2 separate regions of the Homo sapiens genome follow, and region 1 is linked to region 2. A link is a loop called in an ENCODE intact Hi-C map of the cell type or tissue named here. Cell type or tissue: heart right ventricle. All regions are shown on one strand. Links, peaks and the distances in the headings refer to the core of each region. The heading gives the core; the rest is flanking DNA.

The links. A loop is a pair of places that touch in the nucleus more often than their neighbours do. Peaks named below come from ENCODE experiments on the same cell type or tissue, not always from the same donor. Only the 100,000 strongest peaks of a DNase experiment are listed, where the experiment ranks them.
Region 1: it touches region 2 in a loop (2.1-fold over the local background); 2 of 110 quality-filtered maps call a loop at or near these places.

What each region holds. Positions count from the first base shown.
Region 1 is chr4:184,221,921-184,237,618 of GRCh38, forward strand. No RefSeq gene overlaps it. Among named protein-coding and RNA genes, the nearest start is that of ENPP6, 12 kb to the left of the region's middle. In heart right ventricle, for the core only: no CTCF peak of the experiment used is centred there; a DNase peak (open chromatin) is centred at 8,361.
Region 2 is chr4:184,166,823-184,182,520 of GRCh38, forward strand. All of the region lies in intron 1 of ENPP6 (ectonucleotide pyrophosphatase/phosphodiesterase 6), which reads right to left. Among named protein-coding and RNA genes, the nearest start is that of ENPP6, 43 kb to the right of the region's middle. RefSeq lists enhancers at 590-1,361, 1,822-1,871, 2,012-2,061, 3,922-4,423. In heart right ventricle, for the core only: no CTCF peak of the experiment used is centred there; no DNase peak of the experiment used is centred there; H3K27me3 peaks cover 716 bases.

The sequences.
Region 1 (15,698 bases), core at 4,741-12,740, 55 kb after region 2:
TTGTTGGTCCATGTCAACCCTCCTTGTATCTGGAAAAATATTATTTAAAATTTAAGACGACATAAGGACATTTTTAGATAAACAAAAGATGAGAGAATTAGTTACCAACAGGCTTGTACCACAAAAAAATACTAAAGAATGTCCTTTGAGAGGAAATAACACAAGATGAAAATTAATATACACAGGAAGGGAAAAAAATTCATAAATGATCAATATGTGAGTACATATAAAAGACTATGTTTTTCTTTCATAAATGTCCTTAAAAATAACTGCTTAAAGTAAAAAGAATAACACTATGCTGCGAGTGATGACTTACGAAGAATTAAAGGATATAAAGACAACAGCCTAAATGAAAGGGGTAGAATGTTTGAATGGAATTAAGCTGTTGTGAAGTTCCTTGAAATTTATGAAATGGGAAAAGTCAGATGTCAAGAGCAAAATGTAAAGTGATTGAATATTTATTCTAACTAGACTGTAATAAGGATGCATATTGTAATCCTCAGAGTAACTACTAAACAACAACAAAAAAATACAAAGATTTTCGACTAAAAGGTCAGTAGCGAAAGAGGAAAATACCTCAACATAATAAAGGCTATATTTGAAAAGCCCACAGCTGACTTCACGCCCAGTGGTGGAAAGCTGAAAGCTTTTCCTCTAAGAGCAGTAATAAGATATGGATGCTTGATCTAAACACTTCTATTCAACATACTGGAAGTCCTAGCCAGACAATTAGGCAAGAGAATTATAAATAAAAAAATAAAACCATCTCTGTTTGACAATGACATGATCTTACATGTACAAACTCCTAAAGATCACACACACACACACACACACACACACACACACACACAGAGCATATAAGTTGCAAGATATAAAATCATCCAAAAATCAGTTGTGTTTCTATAAAGTAACAATAAACAGTCCAAAAATAAAAATAAGAAAACAGTCTCATTTACAATAGCATCAAAGGGAACAAAATACTTGAAAATAGGCTGGGTGTGGTGGCTCACACCTGTAACCTCAGCACTTTGGGAGGCCAAGGCGGGCAGATCACTTGAGGTCAGGAGTTTGAGACCAGCCTGGCCAACATGGCAAAACCCGTCTCTACTAAAAATACAAAAATTAGCCAGGTGTGGTGGCAAGCACCTGTAATTCCAGCTACTCAGGAGGCTGAGGCAGGAGAATCACTTGAACCTGGGAGGTGGAGGTTGCATCGTGCCACTGCATTCTAGCCTGGGTGACAAAAGCAAATCTCTGTCTCAAAAAACAAACAAACAAACAAACAAACAAACAAAAACTTGAAAATAAATCTAACCACAGAGGTAGAAGATCTGTATGCCGAAATGACAATATACTGATGAGAGAAATTGAATAATACACAAATAAATGGAAAGATATTCCATGTTCATGGATTGGAATAATTTATATTGTTAAGATGTTCATATTACCCAAAGCGATCTACAGAGTCAATGCAATCTCTATCAAAACTCAAATGATATTTTTTCCCAGAAATAGAAAAAAAAAATCCTAAAATGTGTATGGACCCAGAAAGAATTGTGAATAACTAAAGAAATCTTGAATAAAAAGAATGAAGCTGGAGGCATCATACTATCTGACTTTGTAACATACTACAAAGCTATAGCTATCAAAACAGCATGGTACTGGTATAAAAACAGACACATAGACCCAAGGAACAGAATAGAGAGGCCAGAAATAAGCCAACACATTTACACTCAATTGATATTCGACAAAGGTGTTGTAGGGGAGTGAAAAATGGCTTTCATTCACACTTTTTGATTCTTTGGCTGGGCTAATAATTAAATTAGCATGAGACAGATTAATGAGAGAAAAATCATATTTAATTACATATGACACACAGGAGTCTTAAAAATATGAGACCTGAAGAAGGATCAGATGATTGAAGCTTATATAGCACCCTGAGCTACAGAAAGAAATGGGACTTAAGGCTTCTGGGGAAGGTGGTGACACAAGTTATGGAAGAATGAATGGAGGAAACGTATGGTGAATAAAGATTATCTTGTTAAGCAGATAAAAAGTCTCTCAAGTAATAAATGTTGCCCCTGAGCAGCCCTCAGAAGAATAGGTTATAGTATCTCTGGACATGGTGTCAAGCTCCAGCCTCCTCTCCTTTGGTGCAAGTTAATCTTCCCTGGTGGTAAGATTTTGGGGGAGGAGATTTATGACAACTGAGTTCCCTTTGGAGGATTCATCTTTAGGCAGATAAGGGGAGCTCAAGAAAGCTTCTGCCTGCATCCACCCTTCCTCATGTCCTTAGTTCAAAATAATCAACATACCAAAGCATTGTATTTTGGGATGGTATTTCCCAAACTCTTCCATTTCCTTTGTCTGAAACTTCCCTAGAAGTTTCACACACTAAAAGCTGAGTTGGTGGGTGTCGAGAGAAAAATGGATTTAGTAGCTGAGTGGTAAGGGACCTGGGAATAGGTCAGTCCAATGAAAAAGTTGTGGCCTCATTTTAGGAGGTGGTGTTGCAGATGAGTTCCCATCAAAGTTAGGCACCTGTATGGTGCAAGGAAATAGGTATGAATACGATGCATTTCTAGGGAAACAAAAAAATAAAGATTAATGTTTGAAGCAGTCTATAAACTAGTTTCTGAATCTGGAGGGCATCCAGTTGAGATTTCTAGATGCTGGGTTTGAAGCATCTTCAGTTGGAATTAAGCTGTTGTGACTGACATCGCCAGTGGAGACTGGCAATGGCAATCTGACAGGTTTTCCTGGTTTGCAGTTTGCATGATGTGTTTCAGGGAACTTTCTGAGTAATGCATACACCAACAGACATGAAGGTTGTTTATACATAAGTTATTATGGTGACTTATCTGAATTCTATAGTAAGTCATCCAGCTTCAGCTTTCAGGGCTTCAGGAAAGGCCAGTTTTAATTTCAGTAATTCCATGTCAGAAGAGCAGGAGGAAACTTGAAAATGTTAGTTTGGAAAGTCAGCGCCAGATTTTGGAGAAACCTAGAAGACTTCAGGATCCAGTTTACAGATGCTCAAAAACAATGAGCTAGAATTTAATAATGGGTGAACTATAGTTTTCTTCTGAAACATAAATTTCTCTCTTTGGTCACCCCCATTTCTACAAAAAATAATCACAGTAAGATCAGTTTATTTGTAAGAAAAATAGTTTCATTAAACTTGGCCTGTTTATTTATATAAGTGCAACAAGAATAGTGATAATTAAATAGGTGCTTTTAAGTCGGCTTTGCTGGAACTTTTAATAAGGAATCTCAGATGGGACTTTTAAAAGGCTCTCAAGGCTAAGAAGCCAAGCTGAGAAGTCACCATCAAACTTTGCCTGAAATACCTGCAGATATATAGGTGAAGTTCTTTTTCCTCAAGGTCCCCAAAATATTCTGATGATCTTGGGCCTGCCAGGAAGTGAGATTCCTTTCTTATGTGTGAGACAACTATGTGAACTGTTTATTCAAGGTACCAGGCCAGTTTTTACCCCCCAAAGGATGTATTGGCTGCAGAAAGTCAACCCTAGTTCTTTAAAGATGGCTGCTCATGTCAGAAAACATGACGTTCCACTCATAGCCTTGATAGTATAACCAGTGTTTCCAATTATGTACTGTTGCAAGAACAGATTCTTATTGAACTTATGCAAATAATTATACTGCCATACAAAATAAGAATATTCAACAATAGTTTCCAAATTCTAGAGGGATCAGGTCAGCAGAAAAAAATGTAAATATTTTAATTTTATTTACAAAAGTATAATTTACCAAATTGTTGTAAACTATATATAGCTTTACAAAAAGTTCCCTTAAATCTGGAAAACAAAACATAAAAAAGAATCGCAATATTTCAGTAAAAACTATAATAATCCGTTATTAGTTCAGTTCCAGGTAATTAATTTTTTTTTTTTTTTTTTTTTTGAGATGGAGTCTCAATCTGCTGCCCAGGCTGGAGCGCAGTGGCCCAATCTCAGCTCACTGCAACCTCCACCTCCAGGGTTCAAGCTATTGGCCTGCCGCGGAATCACTATAGAGGTTCCTCAGAAATTGAGAATAGAACTGCCATATGATACAATGATCCTACTCCTGGGTATATATCCAGAAGAATTGAAATTAGAATCTCAAAGAAGTATCTGCACTCCCAGGTATTTTGGGAGCATCGCGGTATTGCAGATTATTACAATGCCAAGCTATAGAAACAACTAATTTCCGTTGACGAATGGATAAAGAAAATGTGATATACACATACATGAAATATTATTCATCCTTAAAAAGAAAGAAATCATACGATTTCAACATGGATGAACCTTGAAGACATTACGTTAAGTGAAATACTCTAGTCACAAAAAGCCAGATAATGTATAATTACACATACATTCATTATCTAAAGTAGCCAAATGTATGTAAACACAAAGTAGAATGGTAGCCACTAGGGGTTGGAGGAGGGAGCAGAAGAGATTTGTTTAATGGGTATAGAGAGTTTCAGATTTTCAAGAGGAAATATTTCTGGAGATCTTCTGTTTTACAACAATGTGAATATACCTAACATTATTGAACTGTACATTTAAAAATGGTTATGATGGTAAATTTCATATTACGTGTTGTTTATTATAATAAAAAGCAACAAAAGCTAATAGAAAAAATACTAAAAATACTCAGTTAACCTCAAAGAAGATAGGAAAAGATTAAACAAAAGAATAAAAACAGATAGGACTGGTAGGAAACAAATAACAAGATGGCAGACTTCCACCAAACCATATTAACAATTACTAGATGTAGCACACTGAAAATTTCAATGAGCAAGGAAGTACGGCCAAAAACACTTGGTCTTCCTAGATTGATAGGAAGATGGTGATAAGCAATTGTAATACTTTCTCCTAGAATACTAAGGGAGGCTTATGCCATGGAATAGACTGGCTTTGCTCAGGATCCAGGTAAATCATGAAGATACATTAATGAAGCCAATGGTTGAAAGAACCTTAACTCTGGGTTCTGCTGATGTAGTGGAGATTACTAGTTGCCCACCTAATATCCTTTCTCTCCCCTTTCTGCAATACACAAGCTTTAAAAATTATTGTTAAATAATTCCATTTATGTAAAGCCCAAACAAATAAGCAAACCTAAATCTTAATATTTAAAAATACATACATATTCAGGTAATAAAACTCTAAAGAAAAGTAAAGGTGTAATTCCAGTAAGAGTTAAGTTGATAGTTACCTTGGTGGAGGTGCGGAGAGAGGTGGTGACTTAGGAAGGGAAGGAAGCGGCCTCTGGAATGCTGGAAATGTTCTTTCTATCTGTTAACTTGAGTGGTGGTTCTCATAACTTTTTCTTGATGGCATGTGATATCCCTTCTTCCTTTAAAACAGGGTGGCCAATAAGATGTGAGCAGAAGTAACTGACTGTGCCTTCCAGGAAATCTGTTTTGAAAGGTTTTATTCTTCTTGGAGGTGTAACCAGTATGCTCTGCTCCTCTGTTCTCCTTGACTGTGCAATTTTCAAATAATGGCTGGAACTACAGCTGTCTTCTTGGACCATAAGGCAACCTTGAAGCTAAAAACTGCATGCTAAAGACAATAGGATGAAAAACCAGAAGAACTCTAATTCCATGATGCCTATGGAGCCACACTCTAACCCTGGACTGCCCAGCTCAGAGTTTCTATTGCTTGAGAGAGACATAAACTTCTCTCCTACTTAAACTACTATTAGGTTTTCTCTTTTTTTTTCCTTCTTGAGACAGTCTTGCTCTGTCGCCCAGGCTGCAGTGCAGAGGCACAATCTCGGCTCACTACAACCTCCACCTCCTGGGTTCAAGCAATTCTCTTGCATCAGCCTCCTGAGTAACTGGGACTACAGGCGCCCGCCATCATGCCCGGCTAATTTTTTGTAGTTTTAGTAGAGACATAATTTTACCATGTTGGCCAGGCTGATCTTGAACTCCTGACCTCAGATGATCCGCCCTCCTTGGCCTCCCACAGTGCTTGGATTACAGGTGGGAGCCACGGGTCCTGGCCAGGTTTTCTCTTAAATGCATCCAAATCCAGTTCTAATGGACACAGCCAGTTTAGAGGCTTAATATCCAAAGGAGTGCTTCCTTGAAGGAATGAAATTGAACTGAAAGTTGAGACGGCCTCTGGCCATGTCTAGCCAATTATGTATCCAATCACCCGGCAGAAAAATGTGTGAGGGAGGAGGGTTATATGCTGGATAAGTTAACTGACTATTTAAAACAAGAATCAGGTTCATGTCGCTACTCTGATCAAAACCTTCCAGTAGCTCCCAGTTCCCCTCAGAGTGGAACCCTTAAGTCTCCTCAGTTTGGTGTATTGGGCCCCTTGCTATCTGGCTTCCTAGATTTGTTTCCTGTGGTTTCCGTAACAAATTACCACAAATAGAGTGTCTTAAAACAATAGAAAGTTATTCTCTCAGAGTTCTGGAGGCTAGAAGTCCAAAATCAAAGTGCTGGCAGGGTTGATTACTTCTGGAGGCTCTAAAGGTGAATCCCTTCCATGCCTCTCTCCTATCTCGTGGTGACTTCCAGCAATCCTTGGCACTCCTTGGCTCGTGGCCCCATTGCTCCAGTCTCTGCCTCCATCTTTGCCGTGCCTTCTCCTCTGTGTGTCGTGTTTCCTCTCTGTCTGTCTCAAATCTCCCTCTGCCCTTCTCTTCTTATAAGGACACTTGTCACTGGACTTTGCCTGCCAGATGATCTAAGATGATGTCTTTATCTCAAGATCTTTAAGTTCATTCCATCTGCAAAGACCCTTTTCTCAAAGAAGGTAACATTTACAGGTTCCAGGAATTAGGGTGTGGATATATCTTTTTGGAGGTGGGGCAGGAAACACCATTCAACTCAATGCATGTCACTCCCCTGCTCGAAGCCTTCCAATAACTTCACATTCTACTCAGGGTGGAAACCAGGGTGTTTCAGCTGGGCTTGGTGGCGCATGCCTGTAATCCCAGCTACTCGGGAGGCTGAGGCAGGAGAATCGCTTGAACCAAGGAGTCAGAGGTTGCAGTGAGCCAAGATTGCGCCACTGCACTCCAGCCTGGGCGACAGAGCGAGACTCCGTCTAAAAAAAAAAAGAAAAGAAAAAAAACCGAGTGTTCATTGTGGTCAACCAGCCCTATACTACCTTGCCTCCCATTACACTGACCTCCTTTCCTACTAATCTCAATCATGCGTGTGTCCCACTTGCAATAACCTCCTTGTTGACAGTAGCTCAAGCCAGATATTCTCTGCCTCTGGGCCTTTGCACTGGCTATTTCCTCTACCTGGGAATGCTCTTCCCCCCGCATCCACATAGCTCCCTCACTTTCTTCAAGTCCTTGTTTACATGTCATCTTCTCAATGAGGTCTAATCCCATCTAAAGTTGCAACCGCACATCCTGAAAAGCTTATAATGCTTTTTATGGTTTGTAATATTTAATAGGTTTATCACCTTTTAATACACTATATAGATGACTTCTTTATTATGGTTATTGTTTATGGTCTGTGTCCACTTACCTCTGGCTCTAATGTTAGCTCAGTGAGGGCAAAGATCTTTGTTTTATTCACTGTGTATTCCAAGAGCCTGGAACAAAATAAGGCTCCCTAAGCACTTGTTGAATAAATGAATCTGTTAAGTGGATCAGGGTCTCTGGTGCCCAGTGGAGAAAAGTAGTATGGTGGGGTGACCAACTTGTTCTGATCTGCCTAAGAGTTTCCTGGTAATAGCACTGAAAGTCCCATGTCCCAGGAAAGCCATCACTCCCGGGCACACTGGGATGGGGGATCACCTAGAATTTGGGGGGAAGTGGGGTGATTGTAAGGGCAGTCTGCTTGTTCTATCAATTGTTCTGTGAATTGCATGATAGATGGAGAACCAGTGGAGGACTAGTGAAACCCTCCCCTCAGTACTGAAGACAGCAAGCCACAAAGAACATTTTAAAAGCTTCCAGAGATAAAAAGCAGATAGTATACACAAGAACAAGAATTAAGCTAGCCTTAAAACTGTCATGAAAATTTGAGGGGTCTGATGAAAATGTTCTCAAGCCTTCAAGACCCCTTTACTCTCTTTGTCTCTCTCTCTCTCTCTCTCTCTCACACACACACACACACACACACACATACACACACACACAATGAACATTCTCTTGGAAGATGTATTCTTCAGAAGGGAAACAAATTCACGAGTTGCTTCAAGTACGTATGATCAAAGGAAGAAAGGAGGAAAAGAGAGTCCCTAACAACCCAGTCTATGATCTCTGGATCGCACGGGGCAGCCTCTCTGTGGTGGCTTCAACCCTGTGGGACTCTTGCTTGGCTGGAAGCCAAGCCTCCAGCACCGTGGCTAGGACCAGGGAGCTACGCAATAACTCCGCTTCCGTAACCACTGTTTCCTGGGGGCAGGAACTTAGAGAGTCTCAGACTGCTGAATGCTTCTTCCTGTAACTAAGACCTGGAGCACAATTCGGGGAAGGAACGGGTGAGGTCCCCAGAAGATGCTGGGTTTGGGCACGAAACCGCAGAGCCCCTCTCTCCCTGCCAGCCCCCGGCCAGCCAGAAAGCCCAGAAAGCAGCACTGGATCTGAGAGATGTGGGCCCGTTGTCAGCTTCCACCTTCTCTCCCTGGACTCTACCCGCCCAGATACTGGAGGGACTACATAGGCCCATTCATTGCAAAGAATGTCCCCTAGTCCTTCTCAGAGAGGGCAATGTGGGGCCATTTCACTGCAGCTCCTGGATGAGGAGACAGACCGCACTGCTCGGCACAGCAAATCACTAAACCCTGCCCTTAGCCCCCAGGAGGAGGTGAGGTTTCCAGATACACAAATGCTCAGCCCTCCTGCCTTCCATCCTGTGGGTCCCAAACCTGGGCATTTGTGAGAGAAAATAATTCCACCTCCGAGTATAAATTGCTTTTAAAAAACAAAAGTCCCAGCTGGGCATGGTGGCTCATGCCTGTAATCCCAGCACTTTGGGAGGCCAAGGCGGGTGGATCACCTGAGGTCAGGAGTTTGAGACCAGCCTGGTCAAGATGGTGAAACCTGGTTTCTACTAAAAAGAAAAAAATTAGCTGGATGTGGTGGCACGCACCTGTAGTCCCAGCTACTGGGGAGGCTGAGGCTGGAGAACCGCTTGAACCCAGGAGGCAGAGGTTGCAGTGAGCCGAGATCATGCCACTGCATTCCAGCCTGGGTGACAGAGCAAGACTCCATCTTAAGAAAAAAAAAAAAAGGAAGTCTTTTTTATTCTAAGCATTGTTTCCAATATGCAAAAATAAGGAAATCTTTCCATTAGGGAAATCTTTCCATTAGAGAAATCATGTATATAGTTTTCAAAGCTCTTTCATTTTTTTTGAACCTCAATACAAATAGGTAGGGCCATTCTCACTTTTCTCTGTTTATAGATGAAAACATTGATATCTAGAATTAAATGTGCTTGCATTTATGCACTGTTATTTCCTTAAAATAGTGTCACAAAAATTATAATAAAATCACTGTATAAGCAAATTTTGAATTCAAATACCCCAGAAAAAATAAAACACTACATAATTCCAAAGCTGAAAGCCAGTGAATTGTAAAATGTTTTTATACTGTTGCCACAAGCTACCACCATATGAACAGGAAAACAGAAATACCAGCCCCCGCTTTCAGTGTCCTAGAAATCATGCTGCTATTTCAGGTGTTGGAACTTCCAGGAGGGATTTCTGTGTGTGGTTGTGAGGCTGGTCTAAGCAAATTTGTCCCTTTACCAACTGTCAGGTTGTTGTGGTGGACACCGGTAGCCTACCAGGTTAGAGCTAGGTATGGCCTATACAAGCCCAGCCTCAGACTACTAGTTGGTCTGTCAAAATGAAGTTAAGGCTATATTCTGCCAAGCGGACAACTATTTATTAGTAAGCAGGCTAAAGATAGTTTGGGTGTCCTGCAGTACAATTCTGACAATAACCATCTGGAGTTAATGTCAGATTCCTCATGTTAGGAGCACTGTCCCCAGCAAGACTGTCCCCATTTCAGATGCCAGCTGTAATTCCAGGTCTCCAGACCACCTGTGCCTGACCAACTAACTAGCTACAAATCCTACAACCACTCTCAGGCTTGACAATTCTCCATAACAATTCCTGGAACTCAGGAAGGTGCTAGACTTATAATTACAGTTTTATTATAAAGGCTGCAAATCAGGACCAGCATAATGAAGAGATACATAGGACAAGATCTGAGAGGGTCCCAAACGCAGAGATCCCACGCTCTCTTTCCATGAAATCAGAGCGCATCACCCTCCTGACACATCAATGTGTTTATCAAACAGAAAGTTCCTCTGAGCTTGTGTCCAGAGTTGTATTATAGTTTCCTGACATAGGCATGATTAGTCAGACCATTGACCAAGGATTAAACTCAGTCACCAGCCCCTTTCCCCTCCCTGGAGATCAGACTGGCTCAAAGTCCTAACCTCCTGAGATCACATGGTTGGTCTTTCTGGTGACCAAAGATGCCCCTATTATTCAGGAAATTCCGAGTACTCAGAGTCTCTCTCCCAGGAACTAGGGACAAAGGCCAGTCCAGTGCTTTATTACACAAACAGTTGCATACCTGTTCTCCTTAGCTTGGTGAGATCTCCTCTTTCTGTCTTCAGGCCACAATCAAGTTCCCTGCATGAACTCTGAGATCAGCCAACCTTGAGATAGAACTTATGACAGAGTCCTCTGCAACATGGGGTGCCCAGAGGGCATGAGTTTTGGATGTGGGCCCCACCCCCACAGAATCTGGCCTGATTCTGATACTTCAACCAAGCAAGGTGCTGGGATCCATTCAGTCTTTTCAGGTGACTGTATTTTTTGAACACCACTTATTTTATCTGTGGAAAATTATTTCTAAAATGCCTTATGCTAGCTAATGAAGACTTAGTATCTATAATAATAAAATAGAAAACATTTTCTTTAACCACCTCTGATTATAAATTTCTGTTCAAATGCTGAGTAATTACCCCTGGAGTATAGATGAAAGGTAATTCATGTACCCATATGTGATGGTTCATACTGAGTGTCGGCTTGATTGGACTGAAGGATGCAAAGTATTGTTCCTGGGTGTGTCTGTGAGGGTGTTGCCAAAGGAGATTAACGTTTATGTCAGTGGACTGGGAGAGGCAAACTCACTCTCAGTCTGGGTGAGCACCATCTAATCGGCTGCCAGCATGGCTAGAATAAAGCAGGCAGAAGAACATAGAAGGACTTGACTTGCTGAGTCTTCCAGCCTTCATCATTCTCCTGTGCTGGATGCTTCCTGCCCTAGAACATCAGAGTCCAAGTTCTTCAGCTTTTGGACTCTTGGACTTTTGGACTCAGTGGTTTGCCAGGGGCTCTTGGGCCTTCGGCCACAGGCTGAAGACAGAACTGTCGGCTTTCCTACTTTTGAGGTTTTGGGACTTGGACTGGCTTCCTTGTTCCTCATCTTGCAGATGGACTATTGTGGGTCTTCACCTTGTGATCGTGTGAGTCAGTACTCCTTAATAAAATCCCCTTTATATATACATTTATCCTATTAGTTCTGTCCCGCAAGAGAACCCTGACTAATATAACATAAGTTACACTTTCTATTCTGAAGTAGTTTAAGTAGTTTACCTCATAGACAATGGAACACTTTTGTACTAATATTTTAATACACTGTGACATTATAATTTAAAATTCTTTTTATATTAATAATGCCATCTGTGTGTTTATTGGTGGGGCTCATGCTCCTGCTGAAAAGAAAGTGTACTCGGAAAATCAACTTTGAAATAGAAATTCTGTGTGTTAAAGTGCTAAGAAGATGGGCATACATAAGTACCATGTTGTCCCAGACTGTTAATTAAGAGGACAGCATTCTGCAAAGTATCAGAGTTCAAGGTGAAACGAAGTAGTAAAGAAAGTGTTCACAACAGTCATTCTAGTGTTAAAAGAAAAACCCTAGCCAAATTAAGTTTAATAGTGTTTAATTGAACAGAGAATGATTTGCCAGTTGGGCAGCCTCCTGAGCCAGAGTAGGCTCGAGATACTCCAGTGCATCTAGGTGGTGGAAGAAGACTTATGGGCAGAAAAAGAAAAGTGATGTACAGAAAACAGAAGTGAGGTACACAAACAGCCAAATTGGTTACAGATCAGCTTTTGATTTACTTGAACCCGTTTTGAACAGTTGATCCCTTTTGGCCAAAATTCAGTGATTGGCACAAGAGAAGTGTTAAATCAGGTTTAGCCTAAAGCTGCCTCATTACCTGCTTTAAGTTTGGCCTAAAGGTTTCTCTGTACATCATGAATTATAACCTAAATAGAGTTGTAAACAGACTGTAACCAACTCTTGTGCCAATCACCAAGTTTTGGCCAATCAAATATGGTCAATTGTTCAAACCATGTTCAAATAAGGCAAACACTGACCGGTAATCAATCGGCAGTTTCTGCACCTCACTTCTGTTTTCTCTGAGTCACTTTCCTTTTTCTGCCCATAAATCTTCTTCTGCCACGTGGCTGTGTTGGAATCTCTCTGAGCCTACTGTGGCTCAGGAGGCTGCCCGATTCATGGATTGTTCTTTGCTCAATTAAACTCTTTTAAATTTAATTTGGCTAAGGTTTTTCTTTTAAAGATAGGTTACAATCTGTTTACACCTCCATTTAGGTTATGGCTCCCTGTATACAGAGAAACTTTTAGGCTGAATTTAAAATATGTAAGGAGGCAGCTTTAGGCTAAACTTGATTTAACACTAGGTTTATGAATACACAGTTTATATTTATTCCTATTAGGATAATAGTCTTTATTTGTGCGTGTTTTAAATTGAACAAGGCTTCTAAGAACACATTCCTTATATAAAAGGCAGCTATCTTCCAACTGACTAAATAGGAATGCACAGGCACTAAGTGGAATAGCTAGAAACAGTTCTTCAGACTCCTCATCTCACATTTGGGCATCATATTGGCTACTTCATGGTGGGAACCAGGGTCTTCTCTTTATTGCTGTGAGTCATCACTGGGTGGGACCAGCTGTCAGCCTTTACAGGGATCCCAGGCTCATTCCTGCTGCACAGACCCCTGCTCTCACCTCTCTCCTGGAGAGTTAAAGGCTGAGACCCACCCCATCAAAATTCAATAAGGTCTAGACTAAGACTGGGCATCTATCTATATATCTATCTGTCTATCTATCTATCTGTCTGTCCATTTATCTATCTATCTATCTATCTATCTATCTATCTATCTATCTAAGCTCCTCATATGACTTCGATCAAAAGTCAGGCTTAGGAACCATTGCTGACAATAACAGGCAGCAATGAGTTACTCTGAACAATACCGTGTCATCATCAGATTTGCATTTTAGAAAGCAGGCTCTGGAAGAAGTATGGAGGTGACAACAGTGCTGGTGGAAGCAATAATAATAATCATACAGCTCTCCCCTTCATCCTCAGGGGATACGTTCCAAGACCCCCAGTGGATGCCTAAAACCACAGATAGTACAGAACCCTATATATACCATGGTTTTTGATCTGGTAACTCAGATGCCTACTAAGTGACTAGAGGACAGATAGTGTATCAGTGCCAAAGGGATAATTCCCTTCCCAGGCTGGTGGAGTGGGACAGTGCAAGATTTTGTCCCCAGTTCCTGGCACAGAGCTCCTAAAAACTCTTGGACTTTCCTGGGTGAGAGGAGCTATTTTTGTTACCCTTAATAAGCTCCTTTCAACCATACCTGAGTTTATGCTAATGAGGTGACTCTTGGAGGGTGGGGCCGTTTGCCCCGGGAGCCAACCCTGTGATTGGAGGGTTGGAACTTTCAGCCCCACCTTCTGGACTGCCAGGTGGGGAGAGGACCTGGAGACATCACCAGTGGCCAGTGACTTCATCAACCGTGTCTATGTAATGGAACTTCCATAAAACCTCTTAACAATGGAGTTCAGAGAGCTTCTGGGTGGGTAAACACTTGGAGTTGCTGGGAGAATGGTGCCCACAAAGGGGGCATCAAGCTCTGCACCCCTCTCCTTGCCCTGTGCATCTCTTCCATTTGGCTGTTTCTGAACTGCATCCTTTATAATAAACCAGTAATAGTAAGTGGAGTGTTTCCCTGAGTTCTGTGAGCTGTTATAGTAAATTACTGAAGGTGAGGAGGGGGTCATGGGAACCCTTAATTTACAACGTCAGCCATAAGTGCAAGAAGTAACCTGAGACTTTTGGTTGGTGTCTGAAGTAGCGGGAAGTCTTCTGGGACTGAGCCTGTGGGGTCTCCACTAACTCCCGGGAGTAAGTATCAAATTCATTAAATTATAGGATGCCCAATTTTGGTGTCCACAGAGAATTGGAAATTTGCTTGTTTGCGGGGAATGGATAAAACCCCTACACACTTGGTATCAGAAGTATTGTGAGTATAGAAACAGTTTTACACTTTGCCTTCTGACACAAAGGAAATCAGGGTTCAGAGAACCCTAACAGCAGATAGCTTGAAGTGCTGGAACTGAAATTCAAACCCAAATCTCTCGGACAGCCTATATGTTAAATATCTTTAGTTATCTTGATGAAATTGAGAGGGAGAAATGGAAAAATCACCACTAGAACTCTACAGAAATGACTGCGCAGACAGCACCTACGGGTGGATGCTGAAATTATTGGGAGAACTAGAAAGTAAGGAAGCGTTCAAAACTCCAAAGGATGGGGTGTGTCAAAGGGACCCAGGAGCCAAGCTAGGAGAGCACTCACTAACCAAAGCTGAAATCACTGGAACCACCACGTAGACAATAGAACATTGGACCATGACCCGAAGTATAAAATAAATATACAAGTCTATACTGGCACAATAAACCATGGAACGAATAAATAAATAAGCACACAAGCGAGAAGTGACAGACCTTCCTTACAAATGAACTTCAGACAATGTATGTAGATGCTCCCCAGCCAGGGGAAGGAGCTCAGTCCCCACTCCTCTCCACTGAGGGTGGGACAGAGCTAGAGACTCATTTCCGAAGAACAGAATGGGGAAAGGGAAAAATAGCAACTGTGCAGTGGAAAAACCTGGCAAACACGACATTAACCAGATGACGAAGGTTAATATCACCTGTGGTGTCATGTAGATGTCACATTCCTCTTCTTATAGTGAGGTGGGAGGGGCACTTTGTTCTGTGATGTTCTTTCCAAAAATTCCTAACTCCCACATAATCAAGGGGAAATGCCAGCAAAACCCAGGCTGGCAAATATTCCTTAAGATTGTCAAGGTCATAAAAAACAAGGGTAGACCAAGAAGCCAGAGGCAACTAGGGAGAAATGGCAACTAAATGTAATGTGGGGTCCTGGAGAGGGTGCTAGAACAGAAACAGGCAGTAAGGAAAACATCAGCGAATTCAAATAAAGTCTGTGGTTTAGTTAATAGTATTGTACCAATGTTAATTTCTTAGTTTTTGGTACTACGGTTATGTACGATGTTAACATTGGGGTTAGGTGGGTAAAAGGTTTATTGAGACTCTGCATTACTTTTGCAAATTTTCAGTACACCTAAAATATGTTCAAAATTAAAAGCTAAAAAAAATTAAATTGAAACCAGAAGCCTAGTCATCAGTAACAGAAACCTTGAGAATACAAAACAATTGAGTAACAATTGCCCTTTGTTTAGAAGCTAGGAGAAAATGTTGTTTCAAATGCAACCTACTACCACATTAAATCTGCGCTCACTCAGCGTCTTGCCATAGGAAAGCTTCTACATCTCTT
Region 2 (15,698 bases), core at 4,644-12,643:
AAAGCTTCCTTTTCCCACCCACTGTGCTCCCTCCTCTCCCCAGTGACCAGGTTGGCTGCGTTCCTCACACTAGTAGGTGGCTACTTTGGCAAAAACCAGGCTCCGCCTGCAGGTGGTGGGAGTACCCCTTTTATGTCTCTTTCCGTGTCTTGACCCAGGACAGAAATTCTCCTCATGCCATGGGCAGAGACACTGCACTCATCCCGCAGCTGCCCCACCTGTGCCTGGGGCAGGGGTTGGGAGGTAAGGATAGGAAATTTAACTCAGTAAAAAAAAGCACATTTAGGATAGCTTTTCTTTCTTTATTTTTTGAGACAGAGTCTCACTCTGGTGCCCAGGCTGGAGTGCAGTGGTGCGATCTCGGCTCACTGCAACCTCCTTCTCCTGGGTTCAAGCTATTCTCCTGCCTCAGTCTCCCGAGTAGTTGAGATTACAGGCATCCACCACCATGCCCGGCTAATTTTTGTAGTTTTAGTAGAGACAGCTTTCACCATGTTGGCCAGGCTGGTCTCAAACTACTGACTTCAGGTGATCCGCCCCCCTTGGCCTCCCAAAGTGGGATCAAGCTTTTCAACTGGAGTAGAACTTAGAATGGCCAATGAGTGATGATTTCAAACAGAAGAGACTAGTTACCAGAATATTAGTGGATCAACTTTTAATGCCGGGAATTGATAGAGAATGATGGAACCCAGCTCTTAAGGAGTGTGAACTAATCAGGGACGTTACCAGCTCAATCAAGTACGAACCCATCAGTCAACCATCCCCCGCCCGCTTTTTTGGGGGGAAAGAAACAAGTGGAAGCAAGCTCATTTTTGCTAGCTTGGTTAGTTTTGTTTGTCATTGCTAGAATATGTGACGTAGGTATGATGCTGGCCTGCCCAAGTTCACGGCCTCGGGCCAGGTGCGCCCATAGAGAAGTGAGAGCAGCCTCTCAAGTCTCAGGAGTTAACTTCACAGCAGCCGCAGCTGGTTTGTCCTGATCAATGATCACCGGTGATCTGCATATCAACAGATGGTGCTGGGAGCAGACACTGGGTCTCATTCAGTGATTCACGTCTATAATCCTCCTTGGGTGCTCTTTGCATAAAAGCTGTTGACAGATAATCTGCTTTAGGGATCAAAGAGCAACTCAAGGGGGCTGCATCCTTCTGATAGTTTCCCAGTCCAAGCGGTAGACTCCACGGGAATAGGGGAGATTTTTGAGTTAAAAACAGAAGGAACAGGTAGGATGAGAACTGGCAGGAACTGAGGACCTGTGAAAACCATGTGGCCTAAGTGGAAGGAATTTTGGAGCCCAGCAAACCAGAGTTCAAATCCCATCCCAGCCACCTCACACGACTCATTCCACTTTATTGATCCTCAGTTTCCTCCTCTGAAAAATGGAGATAATCATACCTTTTTTCAGAGTTAAGTGGTTTCAGGTAGGGAAAGCTTTGGCACGATGTCTTCCGCACGATGTCTGGCGCGGAAAAGGCCAATCCTATCAAATGGGCCTTTTAAAAGGCCACTTTTAAAAATGGCACTTTGAAAAATCCTCTTCTAGGGAGGGATGGGGCCGGACAGTCCATTTCTTACTTGATATCTACAGACCATTTGCAGAGGAAAAGTCTCAAATCCCCTTGACGAAAAGAAAAGCAGCACCACGTTGCATCTGCCTTGCACAGGAAGCTGGAAGCTTTGCACGGGGGTGAAAGTTACAGGCAGACACTGCCCGCGGGGCTCCGGACAGCAAGGAGCGAGCCCTCTGAGCCTGGCCACGCTGGCCCGCCACTGCCCTCTGCTGGCGGCTGCGGTCTTCACCACCGCCCGCAGCCGTCCCCGTAGTCCGCCGAGAGGCGCCAGGCTGGGCCAGCCTTGAATTCTGGGTTTGCTTCTCCCGGTTTGAAGGCCACCCCCAGGATTCGCAGGAATCTGACAGCTGCTTGTGACTGTGCTGAAGATGCCGAGAATGTAGGCAGAGCCCGGGCAGGGCCGGCGGGCAGGCGGCCACGCGCTGCAGCAAACGCGAGCCTCGGGGCCTTGAACCTGGAGCCGGGGCCTTGCCTGGGCTGTCCTGGCTGGGAGTCTCGTGCTGTGCCCCCCGCTTCCTCATTCCCCCACCCCACCCTCCTAACCCTTGTTGTGTTTCATTTTCCCTTTTAGGATATGTGCTTCTTATTTGGGATTTTATTATTCTTGACCCCAGCCCTTTCTTTCCCTCCTTCTCTTAGTTCCTCTTTTGGTTGAGTTTATGATTTTTTTAAACCACAATTTGTAATGGTCACTGCAGTGGACGTTTAACTTTGAACACCCCTTTGTTCCTCCAAAGGCGAAATTCCTCCTGCGCCCTGCATGGCCCATTCAGGAGCGTCTGTGACCCAACCTCTCTGGCTCTGGGGAGAGGGCAAAGTGTGGCATCCAGCCCTAGCCAGGCCAGCGAGGAGCCGCATTCCTGCCACAGTGACCGTGGCTCCAGGATCCAGGCTGGGCGGGAGGATTCTTCATGCTGGAGGAATCCATTCCTCTCGGTGGCCGAGCTGGGAAGAAATGTCCCCATGTGAAGACATGGCCCCAGGAAGAGACGCTGGGGCTACAGCCAGGGCCGCGGGGAGGGCAGCAGGGGAGGGTGAGTTCTGCTCTCCTGGCTCCTGCCTCACCCCTGCTTCTTTTTGCAGGAGCCAGCAGCCCTCTCTCTGCCTGGAGCAGCAGGCCTGGGATTTCTGTCACTTGCTTCCTTTGCCTGTCCCTGGCTCCTCTCTCTGCCGTCATCACGTTTCTGGCCACCTTGCCCTCCTCCTCTGAGCTCACAGCTCCTGGGCAGGGTCCTGGCTGTGGAGGGCACCAGTTGAGAGCCACTATAGATGAAGGCTCTAGGCCGCAGTTGAGGCTTCTGAGTACTGGGCCTTAGCTGCCTGACTTTGCCCCTTTCTCCAAGGCCAATCACCGGTGGCAAATCTCACAAGCGACTTTGTGTTAAAAGTGATGACTACCTACGTTTACCTCTCACGAAGAGCTTACATTTAGTTTAAAAATTATCTATGATGAAAATATTCGAATGCACAAAACAGTGTGATAACACGGGACAGTGCTCCGCCCTGGTTTCCTGTGTCTTCCTCCCCACACTGGAATATTTTTAAAGCAAATACCAGACATCCCATCTGAAGTCATAAATACTTCTGTGCCTGTCTCTAGTACTGAGGTACTTTTAAAAAAACATACTCTTGTTATCACACCCAACAAAATGAATATAACTATTTAATATCATTCAATACCCAGTCCATATTGAGTTTTCCATAATTATCTTTAAAATGCCTCTGTGAAATTCGTTTATTTGAATCAGCATTCAGGCCGGGAAAGGTGGCTCACGCCTGTAATCCCAGCACTTTGGGAGGCCAAGGCTGGCAGATCTCTGGAGCCCAGGAGTTTGAGACCATACTGGGCAACATGGTGAAACCCTGTCTCTACAAGAAATACAAAAATTAGCTGTGTGTGGTGGTGTGCACCTGTAGTACTAGCTGCTCAGGAGGCTGAGGCAGGAGAATCACTTGAGCCAGGGAGTTGAAGGTTGTGGTGAGCCGAGATTGCACCACTGCACTCCAGCCTGAGTGACAGAGTGAGACTCTGTCTCAAAAAAGAAAAGAAGGAAAAAAAAAAAAAGAATCAGCATTCAAACAAAACCCATGCATTTTATTTATGTTTCTTGAGTGTCTTTTAACTGATAATGGTTCGCCTCCATTTTATTAATTCTTGTCTATTTATTTATGGAGGGAACTGGGTCATCTGTCTGAAAACATCCCATATTCTGGATTAGGCTGATTGTATCCTCGTGGTGCCATTAGCATGTTCCTTAGTCTCCTGTATTTCTTGCAGACTCCTAGTTTGATCTACAGGTCTTAGATTCAGGTTCCATGTGTCTTAGGCAAGAATCCACTGCACGTGGTGCCATGTACTTGCTCTCGCGTCACGCCATGTGGCTCGTGGTGTCTGTTAAAGTGGATTGGTGGGTTTAGATGGTGTCAGCCTAATCTATCCACTGTCAAGGTTCCTATCAACCTGCATGTAATGGTTTTAGCAACCACCGATAATCATCACCTACATCTGTTCCTTTTAGTCACAAAATCCCTTCCCAGTAGAAGTGTTCTCTGAAACAGGCAGGTTCTTTTAGGCGTGTCTATTTGGACTGTATACCCCTTACATTGAAGTGAGGGGGTGGATCAGTTATCTGTTTTGGTGTAACTGACAACCTCAAACCTCAAGTGGCTTAAACAATAGTCATGTATTCAGCTCACAAATATGCAGTCTGGATGGAGCATGGAAGGGAAAGCTCCTCTCTGCTGGACGCAGCACCAGCAAGGGCAGCTCAGAGGCTGGGGTAACCTGACACCAGAGGGCTGGAAGGATCTGCAGGCAGTTGATGCTGGCTGCTGGCTGAGACCTTAGCTGGGTTGTCAGCAGCTGCATCCACCTGTGGCCTCTCCATATGGCCACCTGGCATCCTTACAGCATGGTGACCATGCTCCAGGCATGAGCACCCCAAGAGAGCAAAGAGAACAGGCTTGGCATTGATTGTGACCCAGATCCAGAAGTTACATAGCATCACTTCTCCTGCATCTGTTGGTCAAAGCTGTCACAAAGGTCCACTCAGGTTCAAAAAGAGGGGACACCACTTGATGGGGGAATGTCAATGTCACAATATAAGAAGAACAAGTAGAATGGGATTTGTTACGGCAGCTTTCTTGGAAAATATGATCTGCCACCATGAGAAAACAAATTCAAATAATTAAGCGGTGTCACGAGCCAGACACATCACAGTTGACATACATTTGTCACAGCTTTGTCTAAGCCATTTAAAGAAGAAACTATTCCAAGACCATGGCTGTAGTTTAGCTCCACTTCTTGCCTTGATAGAATAAATAGACATATTGATATAGTTAGTTATTTAAAAACTTGTGTGTTCACATAATTTGTTAGTTACAAACACATTGATTTTTTTTTTTAAACCCCAGTGTATCCGGCACGATTCGAGATGCTGAGATAGAGCAGAGAAGAAGACGGACAGAATCCCTGTCCTCAGGAATCTTGCTCGCGGGCGGGAGAAGACAGATCATGAACATGTAAGCTGAAAGACAGGACAGTCTCAGGAAGTGAGGTGCAGTCAGCACTGGAAGTAAGTGGAGAGTGTGCGAGGGAGGTGCAGCATTGGCTAGGCGGCCGGGAGGGTTTGGAGGGGGTGGTGAGATGACGCTTGAGTGGTGGCGGAAATAATGACGAGGACACAGCCATGGGAAACCCGGTGTAACAAAGAGCATCCAGGGCGAGAGGGTGGGAAGGAAGAAGTGTGGGCAATGGGGGAGCTGGTGTCGCAGAAAAAGGTAGAGCCCAGTGATGTGGCGCATTGTTGGGAGGATTTAGATTTTACTCGAGGCATAATGGAAAATGCAGGCGGGTCTTCCTTATAGAAAGGTGCCTCTAGGGACTTCTCAGGATGGGAGGTGTTTGAAGGGGAAATCTTATTTCTCACCCTCAGTCTTCCACGCAGGAGAGAAATTCAGCCAACACCTGCCTCCTGAAGAGCCTCCACCCTCTAGCTAGCAGTCAAGCCTCCATCATCCCCCAGCACCCAGCTACGCTCCTCTCCCCCAGTGACTTCAGGTTGAGGTGACTTTGGCAGAAAACAGCTCCAGCCCCTCCCATGCGGTCTGAAGGGTAATGCTGGCAGCCATAGGGGATGAACTGAGCAGGTCAGGATGGAAGCAGGGTGACTTGGGAGGACATAAGGCGGCCTGGACCGGAGTGAGCAGTGGGCGCAGTGAACGGTGGCTGGGTTCCAATTTGTAATGACTAATGTGGGTTTTTTTCTGCATCTTCTCCATTTCAGTTTAAGGCCCACAGAAGGCTTATAAAAAGTAATATGACTTTAAAGGGTTTGATGTAGTCAAAATGATGAAAGTGGAAAGTAATGCAATCTCACTTTTCTTGGCTTTTTAAATTGTGATGTACAAAAATAAATAGTTCCTGAGTGGCGTGCATACCAGCGAGAGGAAATGTACATTCGTTCACCGTCTGTGGGAGGAGCAACAGAACGATATTTATCCAGTGTTTTTTGTTTGTTTGTTTGTGTGTTTTAATTGAGATGAAGTCTCTCTCTGTCTCCCAGGCTGGAGTGCAGTAGCGCCAACTACAACCTCCGCCACCAGGGTTCAAGCAATTCTCTGCCTCAGCCTCCTGAGTGGCTGGGTCTACAGGCGCCCGTCACCATGCCCAGCTAATTTTTTTGTATTTTTAGTAGAGACGGGGTTCCACCATGTTGGCCAGGCTGTCTCGAACTCCTGACCTCAAATGATCCACCCCCCTCAGCCTCCCAAAGTGCTGGGATTACAGGCATGGACCACCGCGCCCGGCCTATCGAGGGTTTTAAAAGTGTTCATTGGAGCCTTGGACCCAGTAACTCCACTTCAAGAAGTCTAACAAAAGAAAGAAATCAAAGGTGGGATTCATGAATGTGGATGTTCAACACAATATTGGAAACAATCTGAACATAAAACCAAACACAAACGATGTATTAAATTCTGCCCCCTTCATTCCTGACCTATTATAAATGGTGCAAGTTTCCATTTTCCAATCTTTCTAAGGTAGTTCAGGTACAATTACTTGAGGCAGAAGGTTGAATTCGACGACCAAGAAGGTCTAAGGGCAATGTTTTTGTGAAATAAATTTTTTGCCTACTTGTAGCTGGTGCCCAGAATTTTGCTCTGGGGTTTACTATTCTCCCAAAAGAGCCAAGTGGCTAAATTTGAAGTGTCTGAAAGTGTCTGAGGAAAGAGAAAATAGTCTTTCCATTTAGGTGTTGGCAGGGTCACTGTGGGAATCTTACTTTCAAATTACAGAGTCCAAGTTGAAAGGGTCTTAGAGATATTCTGGTTAAAACACCCACCCATTTCTGGAGTATCTGTTGTTTTCCAGGCACAGGTTAGGTACGGAGAATAGGAGGGCATGATTCTAGTGCATAAGGGCTTTACAATGCAGCCCTGGGCATAAGAGAAGAATGAAACACGTCACCACAGGCTGAGTGTGGAAGTGCCAGGTCAGATCCACAGTGAGTGAGGAGGTGGGTGGGAGATCCATCCCGGGGGGACACCTGGTGGGTCACATCTGGGAACACTGCAGATCGTAATTCCCACAACTCTGAAGGAAAGAGATGAGAGGGTCTCAGACTCTAGAGAAATGCTAACTGAGTTAGAAATGAGAAGAAATGAGGCCGGAAGAGGCACGATCCGATGCCACAGCTTTACTAAATAGTGAAAAAGCAAGCTCTTAGAAGAGGTCCCAAATCCTTTTTTTTTTTTTTTTTTCCGAGACGGAATCTCACTCTGTCACCGAGGCTGGAGAGCAGTGGTGCGATCTCGGCTCACTGCAACCTCTGCCTCCCAGGTTCAAGTGATTTTCCTGCCTCAGCCTCCCAAGTAGCTGGGATTACAGGTGCCCGCCACCACGCCTGGCTAATTTTTGTATTTTTAGTAGTATAGTTTTTTTTTGAAATAAGTGGGGGCATCAGTGAACCAACCAATCAATGACAGAAGGAGAGATGAGATCTTGGTGCTTTAATCCCATGCCAGGCTAGTGAAATAGACAAGATACTATCACCTGCAACATATGTAACAATAACCAATGACAGCCTTGTAAGAATGGAAACATCTACTCTCTGTGAGCACTGTGCTGTGAGGGTTCCAGAATGACCTCATGGTATCCTCCCATTGACCTTCTGAAGCAGATGTTTTACCTAAGGGAAAACCGAGACTCAGACAGGTGAAGTAAACTCTCCAAATGTACCCTGCCAGTATGTGTCAGAACCAGGATTGGAACTAATCTACGTCTAATTTGTACCCCAAAAGTATCTTACGATATTACTTCTAAATAAGGTCTGTGTACTTGAGTTTGATGGCCCATGTTCAGAGACGTTGCACGATTTAGCAAAGTGTGTAAATATACAAGCCTGAAAGTCAGTGGAAGCCCGCACCAAACTTCAATGACCCAATGGCCACCTTGGGGACTCCCAGTTTCTTTATCTTAAAATGTGGGAGATGGAATTCATGCATCTGCTAACCCTGCTTACTGTCTCTTGTTTTCACTCTGCAACAGCTTTGAAGCCGAAATTTTCACTTCTATTTACTGACTGGAAATAATTGACTCACACAAAAGCATCAGTGAGATTCCTAACAAGGCGCTGGGCTCAGCACTGACAGGAAGACCCCACTCGATGTAGTATCCCCGTCTCTCCTCTTGGCTCCCAGGACCTGACCCCGCTCTCCCTCCTTGCCCAGTGCCCCACCTTGTGTCCTCACTCCCTCACCTCCAGGTCCATCTCCTCTCCTCCGCCGCCCGGAACTCTCGGTTTCTCTCTCTTCTCTGGTAGAGGCCTCAGCTCATTTCCAGTCCCAGTTTCCCAACCAGCAAGCCCATACACATCTCCCTGCTTCAGCAAGCCAAGATCCGCTCCCCTTAAAAATCAGTACAGGGCCATAAATCACATGATTTTTTCCCTCTTAGAGGGATGATTAGACAGATAATTCATGTAACTGAATCACATAATAATCACTGAATGAAAGGCAGCCATTGTTTTCATTAATGGAGAGAGCATACCTTCCCTGCTCTCTTCTCTTCTACACCACTATGAGTTGATGTCATGGCAGATTCTATGGCAGAAAAGCTCTTCGTCTGGGGCTACCACCGCAGAGTGGGGGCATTTTATCACCTTTGGGAAGAAGCACAGCCATCACTAGGCACAGAAATCTATATGTTGTGAACCTGTGGGCCAGAAACTAGGCAGTCTCCCCAAATGGAAATACCATCAACAACTGGAAAGTTTGTGATGAGATCTTGTTCTGGAGTATTGAGAAACAGGAGTCCCACTTACACCAAGCGTGTTCTTTATTCTACCCCAAAGGTAGAGGGAAACAGCAGTGTGGCATATGAGAAGAGAGCCTGGCCATTAGAGGACCTGGCCAGATCTGCTATGAACCATCACCCCACATAACGTCTTGGCCTGCTAGGTGCACCGGGTCAGATGTCCACAAAAGTGGCACGTGTTTACGAAGGGAGAAGGAGGTTGGAGGAGAGAAAAGGTGTTGTGTAAAAAATAGTACAAAATAATCCTTTTTTTTTTCTTTGTACAGATGGAGGTCTCACTATGTTGCCCAGGCTGATCTCACACTCCTGGCCTCAAGCAATCCTCCTGCCTCAGCCTCCCCAAAATGCTGGGATTACAGGTGTGAGCTACCATGCCTAGCCCAAAATAATCTTAAAAGCTGTGTGTCATTATTATTGCCACTGAACGGAGAGTTGGAGTGGTTGAGTCAATATCCCAAGGTCTTGTAGTTGGTAAGTGGTAGAGCTAGGAATCCAACTTCAGAAGCAGCACCTTTGGCCAACAGATCAAGGCCTCTCCAAGCATCGTCTTCATCGTTACAGCTAACAGGTACCAAATACTAAGTCTATACCAAATAGGATGCAAGGTGCATTGCCAACATTATTTGCTTAATCCTCACACCATCGCTGTGAGGTTGGCACTATAATTACCCTCTTCTTAAATAGGAAAGCAGATGGAAACGGTGAGAAGTTAAGTGTTAAATGGCTTGCTCACAGGGACTTGGGGAGGGCGGTGAGGTGTGAGTGTGGGCCATTCAACTTGGGGTAGGGCTTTTGAGCAGTGTGCCGTATTGCATCTCCAGTGGGCCGCAGTGAGCACACCTCCTGCGGCACTGAACTGCAGGAGGGAGAAGGCATTGCTAAGGATCGAGTCCTAAACACCAACTGAACGGGGCCACCGAGCTACGTTGGCTCCTCAGGCACTCTCATGCTGGTGGGGTCTGTAGAAGAACCTGCTAGAGTTGACTGAACTTTTATGAAAGTGACATAACAAGAATTTTAATCATGAGAAATTAGCACAGGACCATGAAAATATCAAAGCATAAGAGAGAACTATCAGCAAGTCATCTTGCAGCCCAGGCCCTGAAGGCGCTCATACAGAAGAAACGTGGACAGGAGGTGGGAACCTGGGCCTTGGCCTTGTGAGACTCTGTCTCTAACTACAACCTTCTGAAGCTCCGTTTTTTAATCTCTGAAATGGGCTGAAAGAATCTCACCTCGTGATTGAGCTACCCTGCGCGGGAAACCACTTGTTTTCCCTGGATCTGTACAACCTACAGGTCAGGAGATCCCCTTGTGAACCCACGCCACCAGGGCCTTGGGTCCCAAGCACAGAGCTGTGCAGATTCTCAGTGGCCACTCGGCTGGAGACACTGCCTAAGACTACTGAGTTCACAGGGGGAGGGGTTGCCACCATCACTGTAGCCCCAGTCTGCCATTTCCCCTGCTGGTGCCAGGGAAACTGGGTGGTTTGGACTCAGGAACAACTCCCCACAGCGCAGCACAGTGGCTGTGGCAGATCATGGCCAGGCTACCTCTTTAGGCCAAACTTGGACCCATCCCTCCTCACCAGATGGGGCCTCCCCGCAGGAATTTCAGCAACTCCAGGCAGGGGTTTAGGGATAGAACTCTGATTTCCTTGGGATGGAGCCCCTAGGGCATGGAGTGGCCATAGTCTCCATGGATCAGCAGACTTGATCTTTTCCCCTGCTGGCTCCGTGGAATCTGGGCAGTCCAGACGAGTGGGATTCCTTCCAGCACAGTGCACCCCCTCCACCAAGGGGCAGCCAGAGTGCTTTGTTAAGCGGGTCTCTGATCCTGTGACTCCTGAGCGGTTGAGACCTCCCAACAGGGGTCACCAGACACCTTATACAGGAGCATTCCCACTGGCGTCAGGTCAGTGCCTCTCTGGGATGGAGCTCCCAGAGGAAGGAGCAGGCAGTCATCTTTGCTGTTCTGCAGCCTCCACTGGTGACACCTCCAGGTGTGGGAGGAACCCAAGCGAATGGAGTCTGGAGTGGATGCCTAGCAAACCTTAGCAACCCTACAGAAGAGGGGCCTGACTGTTAAAAGAAAAACAGATAAACAGAAAGCAACAACAACAGCATCAACAAAAAAGTCCCCACAAAAACTCCATCCAAATGTCAGCAGCCTCAAAGACTGAAGGCAGATAAAGTCATGAAGATGAGAAAGAATCAATGAAAAAACACTGAAGACTCAAAAAGCCAGAGTGTCTTCTCCAAAAGATCACAACATATCTCCAGCAAGGGCACAGAACTGGGCTGAAGCTGAGATGGATGAACTGATAGAAGTAGGCTTCAGAAGGTGGGTAATAACAAACTTTGCTGAGCTAAAGGAGCATGTTCTAACCCAATGCAAAGAAGCTAAGAATCATAATAAAACACTACGGGAGCTGTTAACCAGAATAACCACTTTAGAGAGAAATATAAATGACCTGATGGAGCTAGAACATACAACAAAAGAACTTCACAATGCAACCACAAGTATCAATAGCCAAGCAGACCAAGCAGAAGAAAGAATTTCAGAACTTGAAGACTATCTTGCTGAAATAAGACAGGAAAACAAGATTAGAGAAAAAAGAATGAAAAGGAATGAGCAAAACCTCTGAGAACTATGGGATTAGGTAAAAAGACCAAACCTATGACTGATTGGGGTACCTGAAAGAGACAAAGAGAATGGAACCAAGCTGGAAAACATATTTCAGTATATCATCCAGGAAAACTTCCCCAACCTAGCAAGTCAGGCCAGCATTCAAATTCAGGAAATCCAGGGAACCCCAGTAAGATACTCCATGAGAAGATCAACCAACCCTAAGACACATAATCATCAGATTCTTCAAGGTCAAAATGAAGGAAAAAGTGTTAAGGGCAGCTAGAGAGAAAGTCCAGGTCACCTACAAAGGGAAGCCCATCAGATTAACAGCAGACCTCTCAGCAGAAATCCTACAAGCCAGAAGAGACTGGGAGCCAATATTTAACATTCTTAAAGAAAAGAATTTCAAACCCAGAATTTCATATCTGGCCAAACCAAGCTTCATAAGTGAAGAAGAAATAAAATTCTGTTTGGACAAACAAATGCTGAGGGAATTCATCACCACCAGGTCTGTGTTGCAAGAGCTCCTGAAGGAAGCACAAATATGGAAAGGAAAAACCATTACCAGCCACTACAAAAACAGACTGAAGTACAAAGACCAATGACACTATGAAGCAACTACATCAACAAGTCTGCAAAATAACCAGCTAGCATCATGATAACAGGATCAAATTCACACATAACAATATTAACCTTAACTGTAAATGGGATAAACGTCCCAATTAAAAGACATAGAATGGCAAGCTGAATAAAGAGTCAAGACCCATTGGCATGTTGTGTTCAAGAGACTTATCTCACATGGAAAGATACACATAAGCTCAAAATAAAGAGATGGAGGAAAATTTACCAACCAAATGAAAAGCAGAAAAAAGCAGGGGTTGCAATCCTAGTTTCTGACAAAACAGGCTTTAAGCCAACAAAGTTCAAAAAAGACAAACAGGGGCATTATATAATGGTAAAGGTCTCAATTCAACGAGAAGAGCTAGCTATCCTAAATATATATGCACCCAATACAGTAGTACCCAGATTCATAAAACAAGTTTTTAGAGACCTATAAAGAGACTTAGACTCCCACACAATAATAGTGGGAGACTTTAACACCCCACTGTCAATATTGAGACAGAAAATTAACAAAGATATTCAGGACTTGAACTCAGCCCTGGATCGAGTGGACCTGATAGATATCTACAGAACTTTCCACTCAAAAACAACAGAATATACATTCTTCTCAACACCATATTTGTCACTAACTGTAAAATCAATCACATAATTGGAAGTAAATCACTTTTCAGCAAATGCAAAAGAAATGAAATAACAAAAAAAACCACAGTCTCTCAGACAACAGCACAATCAAATTAGAACTCAATATTAAGAAACTCGCTCAAAACCACACAACTATATGGAAATTGAGCAACCTGCTCCTGAATGACTCCTGGGTAAATCATGAAATTAAGGCAGAAATCAAGAAGTTCTTTGAAACCAATGAGAACAAAGAGACAATGTACCAGAATCTCTGGGATGCAGCTAAAGCAGTGTTAAGAGGGAAATTTATAGCACTGAATGGCCACATTGAAAAGCTAGAAAGATCTCAAGTTAACAACCTAACATCACAACTAGAAGGACTAGAGAACCAAGAGTAAACAAACCCCAAAGCTAGCAGAAGACAAGAAATAACCAAGATCAGAGGAGAATGGAAGGAGATGGAGACATGAAAATCCCTTCAAAAAATCAACGAATCCAGGAGCTGTTTTTTTGACAAAATTAATAAAATAGACCACTAGCTAGACTAATAAAGAAGAAAAGAAAGAAGAATCAAATAGACACAATACAAAATTATAAAGGGGATATCACTACAGAAATACATACAACCATCAGAGAATACTATAAATACCCCTATGCAAATAAACTAGAAAATCTAGAAGAAATGGATAAATTCCTGGACACATACATCCTCCCAAGACTGAACCAGAAAGAAGGTGAATCCCTGAAGAGACCATTAAAAAGTTCTGAAATTGAGCCAGTAATAAATAATCCACCAACCAAAAAAAGCCCAGGACCAGACAGATTTACAGTTGAATTCTACCAGAGGAACAAGGAGGAGCTGGTACCATTTCTCAAGAAACTATTCCAAACAATTGGAAAGGAGTGACTCCTCCCTAACTCATTTTATGAGGCCAGCATCATCCTGATACCAAAACCTGGCAGAGATACAAGAAAAAAAAGAAAACTTCAGGCCAATATCCCTCATGAACATAGATGCAAATATCCTCAATAAAATACTGGCAAACTGAACTCAGCAGCACATCAAAAAGCTTATCCACCGTAGTGGAGTTGGCTTCATCCCTGGGATACAAGCCTGATTCAACATACACAAATCAATAAATATAATTCATCACATAAACAGAACTAATGACAAAAACCACATGATTATCTCAATAGACGCAGAAAAGGCCTTCGATAAAATTCAACATTCCTTCATGTTAAAAACTCTCGATAAACTAGGTATTGATAGAAAATACTCAGAATAATAAGAGCCATTTATGACAAATGCACAGCCAATATCATACTGAATGGGCAAAAACTGGAAGCATTCCCCTTGAAAACTGGCACAAGACAAGGGTGTTCTCTCTCACCATTCCTAGTCAACATAGTATTGGAAGTTCTGGCCTGGGCAATCAGGCAAGAGAAAGAAATAAAGTGTATTCAAATAAGAAGAGAGGAAATCAATCTGTCTCTGCTTGCAGATGACATGATCCTATATCTAGAAAACCCCATCATCTGAGCCCCAAAGCTTCTGAAGCTGTTAAGCAACTTCAGCAAAATCTCAGGATACAAAATCAATGTGGAAAAATCACAAGCATTCTTATACATCAACAATAGACCAGCAGAGAGCCAAATCATGACTGAACTCCCATTCACAATTGCTACAAAGAGAATGAAATACTTAGGAATACAGCTAACAAGGCAAGTAAAGGACTTCTTCAAAGAGAACTACAAACCACTGCTCAAGGAAATCAGAGAGGACACAAACAAATGGAAAAACCTTCCATGCTCATGGATAGGAAGAACCAATATTGTGAAAATGGCCATACTGCCCGAAGTAATTTATAGATTCAATGGTATTCCCATTAAACTACCATTGACATTCTTCACAGAATTAGAAAAAAACTACTTTAAAATTCATATGGAACCAAAAAAGAGCCTGAATAGCCAAGACAATCCTAAGCAAAAAGAACAAAGCTGGAGGCATCATGCTACCTGACTTCAAACTATACTACAAGGCTACAGTAACCAAAACAGCATGATATTGATACAAAACAGACACATAGACAAATGGAACAGAATAGAAACCCAGAAATGAGACTGCACATTTACAACCATCTGATCTTTGACAAACCTGACAAAAACAAGCAATGGGGAAAGGATTCCTGGTTTAATAAATGGTGCTGGGAGAACTGGCTAGCCATATGCAGGAAATTAAAACTGGACCCCTTCCTTACACCTCATACAAAAATTAACTCAAGATGGATTAAAGACTTAAATGTAAAACCTAAAACTATAAAAACCCTAGAAGAAAATCTAGGCAATACCACCCAGGACATAGGCATGGGCAAAGATTTCATGATGAAAACGTCAAAAGCAATTGCAACAAATGCAAAAATCGACAAATGAGACCTAATTTAACTAAAGAGCTTTTGCACAGCAAAAGAATTTGTCATCAGAGTGAACAGACAAACTACAGAACAAGAGAAAATTTTTGCAATCTATCCATCAGACAAAGATCTAATATCCAGAATCTACAAGGAACTTAAACAAATCTACAAGAAAAAAAAAAACAACCCCATTAAAAAGTGGGCAAAGGACAAAAACAGACACTTCTCAAAAGAATACATACATGCAGCCAACAAACATAAGGGAAATAGCTCAACATCACTGATCATTAGAGAAATGCAAATCAAAACCACAATGAGATACCATCTCATGCCAGTCAGAACGGCGATTACTAGGAGTTAAGAAACAATAGATGCTGGGGAGGCTCTGGAGAAATAGGAATACTTTCACACTGTTGGTGGTAGTGTAAATTAGTTCAACCATCATGGAAGATAGTGTGGCGATTCTCCAAAGACCTAGAATCAGAAATACCATTTGACCCAGGATTCCTATTACTGGGTATATATTCT